Regions from separate parts of the Homo sapiens genome. Here region 2 is linked to region 1. Evidence: read pairs that join two places in POLR2A ChIA-PET (ENCODE). Cell type or tissue: B cell. All regions are shown on one strand.

The links. Peaks named below come from ENCODE experiments on the same cell type or tissue, not always from the same donor. Only the 100,000 strongest peaks of a DNase experiment are listed, where the experiment ranks them.
Region 2: POLR2A ChIA-PET joins it to region 1 with 6 read pairs; 1 of 35 experiments calls an interaction of 5 or more read pairs at or near these places.

Annotation. Positions count from the first base shown.
Region 1 is chrX:46,419,511-46,427,510 of GRCh38, reverse strand. It overlaps the pseudogene CTNNBL1P1. Among named protein-coding and RNA genes, the nearest start is that of KRABD4, 24 kb to the left of the region's middle. In B cell, no CTCF peak of the experiment used is centred here; no DNase peak of the experiment used is centred here; H3K4me3 peaks cover 393 bases.
Region 2 is chrX:44,888,134-44,896,133 of GRCh38, reverse strand. All of the region lies in intron 2 of KDM6A (lysine demethylase 6A), which reads right to left. Among named protein-coding and RNA genes, the nearest start is that of KDM6A, 19 kb to the right of the region's middle. In B cell, no CTCF peak of the experiment used is centred here; no DNase peak of the experiment used is centred here; H3K27ac peaks cover 296 bases.

The DNA of each region.
Region 1 (8,000 bases):
AAATGAGGGACATAGCTGTGAAGTCAGTAGCTGATTTTCCCAGAAGTAGGAGGATAGTGTGTTGGCCCTGAAGAGGAGATCTGAGCAGAGCAACACATTATTTACTACAGCCATTATTTATAAAAGAATGCCACCTAATAAATATACAAATAATTGTGTAATTAGTAAATCACTATTTTGCAAGCCTCAGTGTAATAATTGATTCAGGCAAAGATCCTTGAGGGATGTTAAAAACATTCAATAAAAGTTGTTTTTGAACACGATGCTAACATCCCGCTCTCTAAAATGTCAGTCCACAGATTACTTGCTAGTTAGAAAACTTAGCATCATTAAAGTGGTTGCACAATATTACCCATGAAGTGTTCTTGGTCATTATTAAGTATTCTGGTTAAAAATGCTTAACCTGAAACTGATCAAACCTCTAGACCTAACTTCAAGTCTACAGAAAATACAGGAGATAAAGGAAGAGTTAGACGACATCATGAGGAAACAATCAGATGATATAGAATGTGGGACAGTCTACAAGTTAACTGGCCTGGTTTCTTTAACAAGTCAGTACTGGACTAACAGGCCAATGCAAGGTAATAATGGTAGTGCAGTTTTTGGGTTTTTGGTTTTTTTGAGACAAGGGCTTGCTCTGTCACCCAGACTGGAGTGCAGTGGCACAATCATGGCTTATTGCAGCCTGGACCTCCCTGGCTCAAGCTATCCTCCCACCTCAGCCTCCCGAGTAGCTGGGACTACAGGCATGCACCACCACATTCAGCTAATTTAAATTTTTTTTTTTTTTTTTAGAGACGGGGTCTCCCTGTGTTGCCCAGGCTGGTCTCAAACTCCTGGTCTCAAGCAATCATTCTGCCTTGGCCTCCTGAAGTGCTGGACTTATAGGCATGAGCCATAGGGCCTTGCTTATAGTGTAGTTTTTGATCTCCCTAAATGCTATCTTAAAACCATTATGATAGCAAAGAACCATTATGATGGCAAAAGAAAAAATTTCCCAGATTACATTATGAACAAAACGAGGTGACGAGCATCCCCAGGAACACCAGAATGCAAATGGTTGCAACCAAACCATTGACAACGGCAAGACCTTTGTAGGTCCTGTACAGGTTTAGCAGCAATACAGAGAAGTAGTGGAGAGAATATAAGGATGTTCTGGCGCGGGGTGTAATCCCAGCACTTTGGGAGGCTGAGGCAGGTGGATCATGAGGTCAGGAGTTCAAGACCAGCCTAGCCAACACGGTGAAACCCCATCTCTGCTAAAAATACAAAAATTAGCCGAGTGTGGTGGTGCATGTCCGCAGTCCCAGTTACTTCGGAGGCCGAAGCAGAATTGCTTGAACCTGGGAGGTGGAGCTTGAAGTAAGCCGAGATGGCCCCATTGTACTCCAGTCTGGGCAACAAGAGTGAAACTCTGCCTCAAAAAAAAAAAAAAAAAAAAAAAGAATATATAGGGATGTTCTGATGGCCCCCAAAAGCCCAAAAAGACCGAATTTGCAAATACTCCTGAACTCAATTACTTACTGTCTCAGTTTCTACCACAGGAGTTACTCCTACCACCAGTTTCCTCACCTGACAACCTGTCCACTTGGGTCACCACCCTTCAAGATTCTTCCAACTGGCTGCCTTCTTGGCCCCTGGGAAAAACCCACACATCTTCACCCCACCAAACTCTGGACATACACGCTGTCTAGACTCGCTTTCCTTACCCTGCCATGTCAGGCTGCTACACGAGCCTCCTCTCTACAGGTTTATCCAGGTAGAAGCAGTCATCAGTCTCTGTCCTTATCTACATTCTAAAACTCTGAGGACATGTCAAGCTTTACCAAAAACTCCCTCAAGCTGTATCCCAGAGACAGAATTGGGTAGGTCTATACGTTTCTACAGCTCAGCACCTGGGGCAGAAGCAGATGTCAGTCTCTCCATATGGAAGGCAACCTCTGTTATTCTGAGTTATCTCGTGGACCCTCTCTTAGCTTGAGGTGGTAGTGGTGATGTCCATATCAAAGTGACGAAGTGCTCTCTACTGCAAGATTTTCCTATTAACGTTTTTTTTCAAAGAAGGAATCTGCAACCTACTCTCACATAGGTTGGAGGGGGATAATCCAAAGATTTGTTGGCCACCTCATGGTTGCATTTTCCAAAATATGTAGAAACACCATGTCAAAATATGAATGTACCAGGAATTAATGGGATACAAATAGAATATTTGTATCCTTTCCATTTTAGCCTTGTATCTGCCTCTGGGTTAGTTATCCAGTATTTTGTAAACCCAAAGTAACCTTATTTCTCATAGACATAGGTGTTTTTCTAGAAAAAATAAAATCCTTCACACTGACAGGAAATGACACTAGATGGTAGCTCTGATTCACTCAGAGAAATACAAAGCTCCAGAAAAGGTAAATCTGTAGGTAAATATACAATATTATATAAATATATATTTTTTTCCTAATGTATCTAAATGACATAAGATTGCATGAAACAACTCATTTTTTTTTTTTTTTGAGACAGAGTCTTGCTTTGTCGCCAGGCTGGAGTTCTGTGGTGCAATATCGGTTCACTGCAATCTCTGCCTCCCGGGTTCAAGCGATTCTCCTGCCTCAGCCTCCTGAGTAGCAGGGATTACAGGTGTGCACCACCACGCTCAGCCAATTTGTGTATTTTTAGTAGAGATGGGGTTTCACCATGTTGGCCAGACTGGTCTCAGACTCCTGACCTCAAGTGATCCACCTGCCTCAGCCTCCCAAGGTGCTGGGATTATAGGCGTGAGCCACCGCACCCAGCCTTACATAAAACAATTCTTATAAAATGATTTTTATGCTTATAACATATAAAAATATAATGCATATATGAAAATAATAGCAGAGTGTGTGTAGGGGGGAGAAGTGGACATATATGATATTAGTACAAATTTTTTATATTTTGCCAAAGGTAATTAGTAATGACTATGAAATAGAGAGTGACAGGTTAAGATTCATATTGTAATCCCTAGAGCAACAACTAAGAAAATAACTTTTAAATATGTAGCAAAACAATTCAACAAAGGAATTTAAAGACAATGTAGGTGAAGTGGACAAATTGCTAGAAATAAACAAATTACCAAAAATGATTCAAGTAGAGACAGAGAATCAAAATAGAACTACACATAAGTGGGCCAAGCGAGGTGGCTCATGCCTGTAATCCCAGTACTTTGGGAGGCCGAGGGGGGCAGATCACCTGAGGTCAGGAGTTTGAGACCAGCCTGGCCAACATGGTGAAACCCTGTCTCTACTAAAAATACAAAAATTAGCCGAGGGTGGTGGTGGGCGCCTGTAATCCCAGCTACTCAGGAGGCTGAGGCATGAGAATTGTTTGAGCCAGGGAGACGGAGGTTGCAGTGAGCCGAGATCACACCACTGCACTCCAGCCTGGGCGACAGAGTGAGACTCTGTCTCAAAAAAAAATAATAATGATAAATAAATAGAACTATACATAAGTAAAGACATCTGAATTATTTCAGAAATTTATAAGCTGATCTTAATAGGACTCAGAATAACAAAGAGATTTTTGAAAAAAAACAGAAGTTGAAATACTTTCACTTTCTGATTTCAGAAATTACTATAAAGCCGCAGTAATCAAGACAGCGTTGGTCAAAGGATACAAAATTTTACAGCCAGGAGGAATAAGTGTAAGAGATCTATTGTACAATACAGTGACTACAGCTAATAACAATGTATTGTATACTTGAAAATTGCTAAGACAGTAGATTTCAAATATTATCATCACAAATAAATGATAAGTATGTGTGGTAATGTACATGTTAATGAGCTTGATTTAGCCATCCCACAGTGTATACATATTTCAAAATATCATGTTGTACAACATAAATACACACAATTTTTATTTGTCAATTTAAAAATTTTTAAAAACTATTCTAAAAATAAGTTTAAAAAGACAGTGTGATATTGTCATGAAGACAGATGATGGTACAGAATCGAGTCCAGAAATAAACCCTTCCATTTATGGTGAATGGATTTTTGACAAAGGTGCCAGGACAATTCAATGGAGAAAGGATAGTGTTTTCAATGATAGTTGCTGGGACAATTGGATGTCCACATGCAAAAGGATGAATTTGCACTCTTACCTCACACTATACACAAAAATTCACTTGAAATGGGTCAAAGACCTAAATTTTAGTGCTAAAACTTTTAGAGAAAAACATAAGAGAAAACTTTGGTGTGATGGTTAATTTTAGGTGTCAACTTGACTAGATGAAGGGATACCTGGAAAACTGGTAAAACATTATTTCTGAGTGTATCCGTGAGGGTGTTTCCAGAAGAGATTGGTGTGTAGTCAGTGGACTGAGTGGGGAAGATCACCCTCAATGTGGATGGGCACCATCCAGTTGGCTGGGGGCCCAGATAGAAGAAAAAGGCAGAGGAAAGGTGAATTCGTGTTCTCTCTCTTTCTCTCTCTCTCTCTCTCTCTCTCTGTCCTGGAGCTGGGACACCCTTCTTCTTCTGCCCTTGGACATCAGAACTTCAAGTTCTCCAGCCTTTGGATTTTGGGACTTGCACCAGCAACCTCCTAGGTTCTCAGGACTTTGACATTGGACCGAGAGTTACACCATTCGATTCTCTGGTTCTGTGGCCTTCAGACTTGGACTGAGCCATGTTACCAGCCTCTCTGGTTCTTTAGCTTGCAGATAGCCTATCATGGGATTTCTAAGCCTCTATAAGCACATGAGCAAATTCTCCTAATAAATCCCCTCTTATCTATCTATCTATTTATCTATCACTTATCTACCTATCATGTATCTATCCTATTGGCTCTGTCTCTCTCTGGAGAACCCCAACGAATACAGATTTTGGTACTCAGAAATAGGGCTGTTGCTATAACATATACCTGAAAATCTGGAAGCTACTTTGAAACTGGGTGGTGGTTATAGGCTGGAAGAACTTGGAGGAGTATCCTAGCAAAAGCCTATATTGCCATGAATAAAGTGTTTAGAGCGATTCTGGTGAGGGCTCAGAAGAAGAGAGCAGTCAGGAAAGTCCGAAATTTCTGAAAGATCACTAAGTAGTCATGATCAGAATGTTGGTAGAAATATGAATGGTAAAGGTAATTCTGGTGAGATTTCAGATGGAAATGAGAAACAAGGTATCATAAACTACAGTAAAGTCCTTCTTTGTCATAAAATGGCAAATAACTTGGCTGAATTGTACCCATGTCTGAAGGTTTTGTGGAAAGCAGAACTTAAAAGCAATGAACTAGGATATGACAGAAGAACATATAAGTAGCAAAGCATTCAGGGTGTTGTCTGACTTCTTCTAATTGCATATAGTTAAATGCAAGAAGAGAGAAATGATTTAAACATGGAATGTATAATTAAAAGGGAAGAGGAACATAAGGATTTGGAAAATCCTGGCTAAGTAAAGAATCAAAAGGCATGTTTAGGAGAGAAAACCAAAAGTGTGGCCAAAGGACCATTTGATAAGGAGATTAATACAGATAAAAGGAAGCCAGATGCTATTCATCAAGACAATGGAGAATTAACCTAAAGTCATTATGGTGATCTTTGAGGCTGCCCCTTCCATCACAGTCTCAGAGCACTGGGACCTTGAGGGCAAGGTTTCTAGAGAGAGGGCTATGGGATCTCAGCATTTGCTGCCCTTTGCTACCTCAAGTATCTGCTTCCTGCATTCCAGTGCAGCACTCCTTGGCTGTTCCAGCTATGGCTCAAGCAAGCCCAGGTGCAATTCAACCTGCTATTCTGAAAGATTCAAACATTAAGCCTTGGTTACATTCAGGTGGTGCTAATTCTGCAGCCCCACAGAATGCAAGAAATGTGAGGCCATGGCTTCCTTCACCTAGATTTCAAAGGATGTCGTGGACAGCTTGGGGGCCCAAGTAGAAACTTGTCATAGGGGCAGAGCTACCACAGAGAGCTTCCGCTAGTGTTACGGTCTTTCTGCCCCTTAGCTGAGCTAAGTCTGAGTTCTCGTCTCACAAGCAGGAAGAATTAGGCATGTGAATGCCGGAGAGTGAGTGGAGTAGAAGTTATTAAGTGAAAGGAAAACTCTCAGCAGAGAGGGGATGTCAAGGGGTGGAGGTTTCCCTATTTGAAGGCGGGAAAAGTCCCCCATGTGGCTGGATCCGGGACCTTTTATGGACTCAGAATGGGGAGGGCATGTTGATTGGTTTGTGAGTATGCAAAAAAGGTTAAAGCAAAGACACCACTCAAAGATGGGCATGACTGTAGAAAACCAATTAGGGAAGGGTAGGTATAGGTAAAATAGGTAAAGGGAGGGGATCAATCAGAGGAAAGTGCGCCACACAGGAAGACAAGTTCTCAATCCAGTCTGAGGATTTAACTTGTAGCTTGGCTTTCAGGCTTTAAACTGTCTTTGGCTTGGAGTTGGGGTTTCACTGGGTACCCATCCCAACTGCCTAGGCATTTGGCTGCCTCCTGTCGCTATCACTAGGACAATGCCCAGTGGAACTGTGGGCTTAGGGCTGCTGCAGAGACCCCAGAAATGTAGACTCACCAGTATGCAGTCCTAGTCTGGGAAAGCTGCAGGCCCAAGTCTTCAACCCATGAAAACTGCTGCATGGGCTGAGTCCAGCAAAGTCATGGGGGAGTGGCTGCCTGAGGTCTTGGAAGCACATAGCCCATTCTAGTGTGCCCAAAAGGTGGGACATGGATTCAAGGAAGATTGTTCTGGAGCCTTAAGATTTGATGTTGTTCACCCTGTTGGGTTCTGAACATATTGGGGATCAGTTACCCCTTTCTTCTTGTCTGTTACTTCCTTTTAGACTGGGAATGTCTATCCTATGCCTGTTCCACCACTGTATTTTGGAAGTAGATAACTTGATTTCACAGGCTTATGGCTGGAGGGAATTTGCCGCAGAATAAATCATGCCTTGAGTCTCACCCATATATGATTTAGGTGAGATTCTAGATTTTGGACTTATGTGTTGGTGCTAAAATGGTTAAGATTTTGGGGTCTATTGGGATGGAATGAAAGTGTTTTGCATATGAGAAGAATGTGAGTTTTGGGGGGCAATGGGTGGAATGCTATGGTTTGAATGTTTGTCCCCTCCAAAGCTCATGTTGAAATTTAATTGCCATTGTAATGGAATTGGGAAATGGGACCTTTAAGAGGTGATTAGGTTGTGAGGGCTCTGCCCTCATGGGTGGGTTTAATGTTTTTAAAATGAGGATTTCTGGAATGGGTTCTCTCTTTTTTTCTGCTCTTGTGCCACATGAAGAACAGTGTTCCTCCCCTCTGGAGGATACAGCATTCAAGGTGTTACCTTGGAAGCAGAGACTGGGCCCTAGCCAGATGCCAAACCTTCTGGTGCCTTGATCTTGGACTTTCCAGCCTCCAAAACTGTAAGAAATAAATTTCTGTTCTTTATGAATTACACAGGTTGGCTGTGCCAGGGACCACGGACATGGGCAAACTTCTGAGCTACCAGCCCAACAGGGGCATAAAACGTCCCCGAGATGGCAAAGAGGAGGAGCAGAAGATGCATCAGAAACAAACTAGTACTCAAGATTGGGAAGAGGAAATGATTGTGGTGGAAGAAGCAGAGGATGACAAACATTTGCTGCTTCAGATTATTGACACAGAGGGTGAGGAGGAAGAGAAAGAGGAGGAGCCATTGGATGAAAGCTCAGTGAAGAAAATGATCCTTGCATTTGAATAGTGAGCATATAAAAACCAAGAATTGCAGATTAAGTTTCCAGACAATCCAGAGAAGTTCATGGAATCCCAACTGGACCTACATGACATCATTCAGAAGATGCACTTGGTGGCCACCATGCCAGACCTGTACCTCTTGCTGGAGCTGAATGCTGTGCAGTCACTTCTTGGTTTGCTTGGACACAATAATACAGACGTGTCCATAGCTGGGGTTGATTTGAGTCAGGAATTAACAGATATAGACATCTTCTATGAGAGTGGAGAGGGAGCAGAAGTACTCATTGATGCTCTGGTGGATGGGCACGTGATAGC
Region 2 (8,000 bases), 1.5 Mb after region 1:
CCACTGCACTCTAGCCTGGGTGACTGAGCCAGACTCTGTCTCAAAAAAAAAAAAAAAATTTATTTTTAAAGTAAAGAGGGCAAAAGGACCTAAGTGGAAGAAAAGTTTCTGTGCTTAACTGAAAGTGGTAAAACACCAATACCAGTAGACAGTGGTAAGTTACATATGAATACTGCAATATCCAGAGCAACCACTAAGAAATCTATACAAAGAAATATATTCAAAAACATTAAAAATCAAGATGGAATCCTAAAATATATTAAGATAACCCATAAGAAGGTAAAAAAAAAAAGCAGATGAATGAGAAACACACAAAAAATGCAAGTAATAATAGAAAGAAAACAGAAAACCCTCCAAATACTTAGAAACTTAACACACTACTAAATACTCCATGGATCAAAGAAATTTTAAAATGCACAGAACTGAATCAAAATGAAAATACAAATACAAAAGTATGTGAGACACAGCTAAAGTAGTGCTGAAATGTAAATTTATAGCACCAAATTGTTACATCAGAGAAAAGGAAATGATTCAAATTAATAATCCAACTTCCAAGCTCAAGAACCTAGAAAATATAAAGAGCAAATAAACCCAAAGCAAGCAGAAAGAAGGAAATAGAGAAGAAATCAATAAAATTGAAGCCAGGAGAACAGCAGAATAAAAAAAAAAAAAAAAAGCAATCAATAAAAAGTTGGTTCTTAAAAAAATAAAAGTTGGCCCAGAGCGGTGGCTCATGGTCTGTAATCCCAGCACTTTGGGAGGCCGAGGCGGGCAGATCACGAGGTCAGGAGATTGAGATGAGACCATCCCGGCTAACGCGGTGAAACCCCATCTCTACTAAAAATGCAAAAATAAAAAAAATTAGCCAGGCGTGGTGGCAGGCACCTGTAGTCCCAGCTACTTGGGAGGTTGAGGCAGGAGAATGGCGCAAACCCAGGAGGCGGAGTTTGCAATGAGCCGAGATCGTGCCACTGCACTCCAGCCTGGGCGACAGAGCGAGACTCTGTCTCTAAAATAAATAAATAAATAAATAAATAAATAAATAAATAAATAAATAAAATAAAAGTTGCTGGGCGTGGTGGCTCACACCTGTAATCCCAGCACTTCGGGAAGCCAAGGTGGGTGGATCACCAGAGGTCAGGAGTTCGAGACCAGCTTGGCCAACATGGTGAAACCCCGTCTAAACTAAAAATACAAAAACTAGCCAGGCATGATGGCGGGTGCCTGTAATCCCAGCTACTCGGGGGCTGAGGCGGGAGAATCACTTGAACCCGGGAGCCGGAGGTTGCAGTGAGCCGAGATCGCGCCACTGCACTCCAGCCTGAGCCCCGTCTCAACTAAAAATACAAAAACTAGCCGGGCATGAAGACGGGTGCCTGTAATCCCAGCTACTCGGGGGCTGAGGCAGGAGAATCACTTGAACCCAGGAGCCGGAGGTTGCAGTGAGCCGAGATCACGCCACTGCACTCCAGCCTGGGGGACAAAACAAGACTGTCTCAAAAAAAAAAAAAATTAATTAATTAATTAATTAAGTTGACAAACCTAAGACTCACAGACATGAAAACACAAATCATCGTGTCAGGAATGAAAACAAAGAGAACACTACAGATTTTGCTAACATTAAAAGAATAACATGGGAATAATACTATGAACAATTCTGAGTTCATAAATTCAACTTAAAAGAAACAGATCAACTCCTCAAAACTACAAACTACCAAAACTCAGTCAAAAAGACAATCTGAAGAGTCCTATAACTACTACCAAAATTGATTTTCTAATCAAAAGCTCCAAAAAGATAAAGCTCAAATGGTTTTACCAAACAATTCTAATGAACATTTAAAGATGAATTTAAACCTATTTTACACATTCTCATCCAGAAATAGAAGGGAACTCATTTTATGGAGGCTGGTATTATCCTGACACCAAAACCAGATACTGTACAAAAAATGTTACCTACAAACCAGTATCTCTCATGATACTTAGAGGCAGAAATCCTCAACAAAATACTAGCATACTCATACTCTATTATTACATATGAGATACACTCATCCATATTCTTGTCATGATCTTATACACAAAAATTCTCAACAAAATATTAGCAAATGTAATCCAACAATGTACACAAAGAAGTATATGCCATGACCAATTGGGTTTTACTCTAGGTATGCAAAGCTGGTTTAGCATTCAGAAATCAATGTTATATTAACAGGCTGAAGCAAAAAAATCATATAATCACATCAGTTGATCCAGAAAAAAGCATTTAACAAAACCCAACCTCTATTCAAGATTAAAAATCTCAGCATCTTAGGAAGGAGTGGGGTGGAGATGGACTTCCTCAACTGAATAAATAGCATCTACAAAAAAATCTACAACTTTAGGACAAAATATTGAATGCTTTCCCAGGAGACCATACTGGCTAATGCAGTGAAACCCCGTCTCTACTAAAAATACAAAAAATTAGCCAGGCATGGTGGCGGGCACCTGTAGTCCCAGCTACTCAGGAGGCTGAGGCAGGAGAATGGCGTGAACCCAGGAGGCGGAGGTTGTGGTGAGCCCAGATTGCACCACTGCACTCCAGCCTGGGCAACAGAGCAAGACTTCATATCAAAAAAAAAAAAAAAAAACCTCCCACAACAAATGAATTCACTAAGGTTGCAGGATACAAAAATCAACACACAAAAATTTACATACTAACAATAAAGACCTGGAAATTTACATTTAAAATGCATCATCATTTGCAATTGCTCAAAAGAAAATGAGATTCATAGGTATAAACTTAACAAATGTTCATGGAACAAATCAAAGAAGACCTAAGTAAACAAAGAGACAACTCATGTTCATGAATTGGAAAGCTCAGTATAGCAAAAAATATATATGTATCAATTATGCCCAGGTTGATTTGATGCAATTCCTATCAAAATCCCAGCAAGGTTTTTTTTGTTTTTGTTTTTGATTTTTGAGACAGTCTCGCTCTGTCGCCCAGGCTGAAGGAGTGTAGTGGTGCGATCTCGGCTCTCTGCAACCTCTGCTTCCCAGGTTCAACCAATTCTCCTGCCTCAGCCTACCAAGTAGCTGGGACTTACAGGCGTGTACCACAACATCTGGCTATTTTTTTTTTTTTTTTTTTTTTTTAGATGGAGTCTCACTCTGTCACCCAGGCTGGAGTGCTGTGGCACGATCTCAGCTCACTGCAACCTCTGCCTCCCAGATCCAAGCGATTCTCCTGCCTCAGCCTCCCAAGTAGCTGCGACTACAGGTGTGTGCCACCACGCCTGGCTAACTTTTGTATTTTTAGTAGAGACGGGGTTTCACCATATTGTCCAGGCTGCTCTCAAACTCCTGACCTCAGCTGATCCACCCACTCGGCCTCCCAAAGTGCTGGGATTACAGGCATGAGCCACCATGCCCAGACAACTTTTGTTTTTTGTTTTTGTTTTTGTTTGAGACAGAGTCTCGCTCAGTCGCCCAGGCTAGAGTGCAGTGGCACGATCTCGGCTCACTGCAAGCTCCACCTCCCGGGTTCACGCCATTCTCCTGCCTCAGCCTCCTGAGTAGCTGGGACTACAAGCGCCGGCAACCAAGCCCAGCTAATTTTTTTTGTATTTTTTAGTGGAGACGGGGTTTCACCATGTTTTGCCAGGATGGTCTCGATCTCCTGACCTCGTGATCCACCCACCTCGGCCTCCCAAAGTACTGGGATTACAGGCGTGAGCCACCACGCCCAGCTTTGTATTTTTTTGGTAGAGACAGGGTTCCACTGTTAGCCAGGCTGGTCTCAAACTCCTGACCCTAAGTAATCCACCTGCCTCAGCCTCCCAAAGTGTTGTGATTAAAGGCGTGAGCCACCGTACCCGGCCTCGAAATCCCAGCAAGCTTTTATGTAGACATAGACAAACTTACTCTAAAATCTATATGAAAAGGCAAAGATCTCAGAATAGCTAAATCAACCTTGACAAAGAAGAATAAAGTGGTGAGACTCACTACACCTGATATTAAGGCTGTAAAACGTAGAGGTTCCTCTTCAAAGACTTTCCTCCCCATCTAATTAGGAATAAATAGTAACTTCTCTTAGAAGCAAAATTTATTGAAAGACCTGTGCGAACATTCTTAAATATCTGCTAGCCATAATAAACAAATCAATGTACTTTATGTTCTTAGCTCCCACAATTAAGCCTATTTGCCCTGGCATGCTTATACTGGTCTAAGCAAGCATTAGGACATAGCCTGTTCCTCTTCCTTATTTAAAGGTGTTTTTACCTTTCTCAACATTCCACAGGTTACTTCCTCCTTCCTTTGTTCTCCTCTGCCTTTGCCTCCTTAAAAAAGTTCTAAGTTGCTAGCCAATCGGGCCAAATAAAAAATGTGAAGTCCCGTTCCAGCCAATGGAAACTGGACACGGCAGTAGGGTGGACGCGTCAGGTTATAAATGACCCTGCCTCCTTTGTTCTGTGGGTGTAGTCTCATAGCAAAACTGCTGGCAAGTGTACCCTTTCTGCAGAAAGTATAAAAATGGCCTTGCTAAGGAATTTAAATTTACATTCAAGTGCTATTTCTTTACAGCACCGGAAAACAAGCATTTCAAACAAGACCTACTATACAATGACAGTAATTAAGATAATGTGATACTGGTGGAGGAATAAGCACGTAGACAAATCGAACATAATAGAGAACCCAGAAATAAACCCCTACAAATATATACGCAACTATTTTTTAACAAAGATTCAAAAGCAATTCAGTGGAGAAAAAATGACCTTTTCAACAAATAATGGTGGAGCAGTTGAACATCTACAGCAAAAACAAAGCTCAACTTCAACCTCACACCTGATATAAAACATGAATAAAAAACTATGAAACTTTTAGAAAAATAAATAAATAAACCTTAGGGATCTAGGGCCAGGCAACATGTTTTTATACTTCACATCAAGATCCATAAAATAAAAATTAATACATTGGACAATAAATTAAAAACCTTTGCACTGCAAAAGACTGTTAAAATCATTCAAAGTTATAGAGCGAGCGGGAGAAAATCCAACCACGTACCTAACAAGGACTACACTCTAGAAAATATAAAGAAATCTCAAAACTGAACAGTTAAAAAAAAAATCCAACTAGAAAATGTGCAAAAGACACGAACAGACATTTTACCAAAGATAATATACAGATGGAAAATAAGAACATGAAAGATGTTCAGGCCAGGTGCAGTGGCTCACGCCTGTAATCCCAGCACTTTGGAAAGCAGATCACCTGAGGTCAGGAGTTCGAGCCAGCCTGGCCAACATGGTGAAACCTCCTCTCTACTAAAAATACAAATATTAGATGTGCGTAGTGGCGGGCGCCTGTAATCCCAGCTACTCAGGAGGCAGAGGCAGGAAAATCACTTAACCCCAGGAGTCGGAGGTTGCAGTGAGCCGAGATCGCGCCACTGCAATCCAGCCTGGGCAACAAGAGCGAAACTCTATCTCGCAAAAAAAAAAAAAAAAAAAAAAAAAAAGTTCAACATCACTAGCCATTAGGGAAATACACATTAAAACCATAATGACCTATCAATACATCCTAACAAGAATGTCAAAAATAAAAACAGCATGAACACCAAATGCTGGCAAGGATGCAGTGAAACTGGAACACTGATACATTGCTGGTAGAAATGTAGGTAGAGCAGCTCCGGGAAACAGTTTGATGGTTTTTATAAAACTAAATATGCAACTACCAGCAATTGTACTCTTGGGCACGTAGCCCAGAGAAAACTTATGTTCACACAAAAACCTGTACACAAATGTTCATAGCAGTTTTATTCACAACAGCCAAAAACCGGAAATAACTCAGATGTCTTTCAAAGGGTAAATGATTAAAGAAACTGTGATGCATCAAAAAGGAACAAACTGTTGATACACAATACAACTTAGATAACTCTCCAAGGATATCTGCTCAATGATCAAAGGGAATTCCAAAAGGATATATACTGTATGATCCCACTTATATAACATTCCTGAAATGACAGAATTATACAAATGGATTTGTGGATAAATGGGTTAGTGGTTGCCAGCGGGTGGGAAGAGATGAAGGAAGGAAGTAGATATGGCTATAAAAGGGGAACAAGACATATATTTTGGTGTGGAACTTCTCTGTCCCTTGACTATATTTCAATATCAGCATCCTGGTTGTAATACTGTACCACAGTTTTGCAAGATGCTACAGTTGGGGGAAACTGGGTAAAGCACACACTAGCTCTATTATTTCTTAAAAATGCATATAAATCTACAATTCTCTCAAAATAAAAAGTCAGATTTTTAAAGTAAGTCAATACATAAGTGTTGCCATTTACAGAAATATATGCATGATATCCAATCTGTCATGTGATGTCCATTTCTGTAAGTAAGGACAACCAAGTCCAACAAGACAAAGAGCCAAAAAACTTACGTTAGATTGTTAAGGACTCCAACTTTCCTTCAGATAGGACTCACCTCTTTTCATAGAATCATGACTATTTAAGGATTAGATAACCTATATAGCCTATTAAAAGTTATCCTCTGAATGTCTGAATGCTGTTTACAACATCCTGGCCAATAGGGTCAATGCACAAACCTGGGCAACCTCAAGGACAGAAGACTTGCTTAATTTTTTCTATCCATTTGTCATCTTTGAAAAGCCGATTTTAAAAAAAAATTTTTTTTAAGTGTTTCCTTAAGAGTTATGAGTTATACTCTGAATCTAACTTACAAACTCCAAATCTATCTTTTTAACTGATAGATTTATAATAAAAGTATAATCATATGCACACAGACACACTCACACAGCAAAATCCAACAAAAGCTTACTTTTGGCAGGGTGCGGTAGCTCACACCTGCAATTCCAGTACTTTGGGAGGCCAAGGTAAGTGGATCACCTGAGGTCAGGAGTTCAAGACCAGCCTGGCCAACGTGGCGAAACCCTGTCTCTACTAAAATTACAAAAATTAGCCAGGCATGTGTCCAGCACCTGGAATTCCAGCTACCTGGGAGGCTGAAGTGAGAGAATCGCTTGAATCCGGGAGGCAGAGGTTGTAGTGAGCCAAGATTGTGCCACTGCACTCCAGCCTGGGCAACAGAGCAAGACTCCATCATAAATAAATAAATAAATAAATGCTTACTTTCAATAGATCAGAAAGTGTCTCAGCTGATGCCAAGCGACTCTTGCTACTCTTAGGCAAACTAAGGATCCTTACTCATCTTTGTAATATCTACATGCCCAGTACCTAATATATATTTATTCAATGTGATATTTCTTATCAATTCATACCTGAGAATTCACTTAACTTTGCCATCACATGAGTTCTAGCAAGCAGGAATATACAGTGATTATGCCTAGAATTTTAAACATCAGATCTGACCTAAGAAATAACAATCCCAACTGTAAGAAAGAAGTGGTTTGGGGAAGTCAAAACACTAAAGAAATACTTTCAAACCAGTCTAAAACTAACTAAATGGTTAATCTTATATTAACAAAAACATGCAACCTAGATTAACAAAAGCATACAAATCTCAATTTCATTATGTGCATTCATTCAGTTTCTGGTCTTAAAAGCTTGAGGCTAAAATCAAAGAAAATTATAATCTAAAACAAAGTTTAATTGTGCCCTCCTTCTAGGTCAAAATCTTCAAGAACTGAGTCAACCCTAAAAATACAAATGAAAAACTAGCTACAAAATTGTGGTGCTATACAGTCATTTTGGAAATTCCTAATTCCTAGCCCTTCATTTTAAGAAACGGCAAAACTGGTGAAACATAAAAATTAAGTGATTGAAATACACAGCAGGTCCTAAAACTCAGGTCTCCAGTTCTCTTTTCTTTTTTGAGAGGGAGTCTCGCTCTGTCGCCTAGGCTGGAGTGCAGTGGCAGGATCTCGGCTCACCGCCAACCTCCACCTCCCGGGTTCAAGCAATTCTCTGCCTCAGCCTCCCGAGTAGCTGGGATTACAGGTGCCCGCCACCACGCCCGGTTAATTTTTGTATTTTTAGTAGAGAC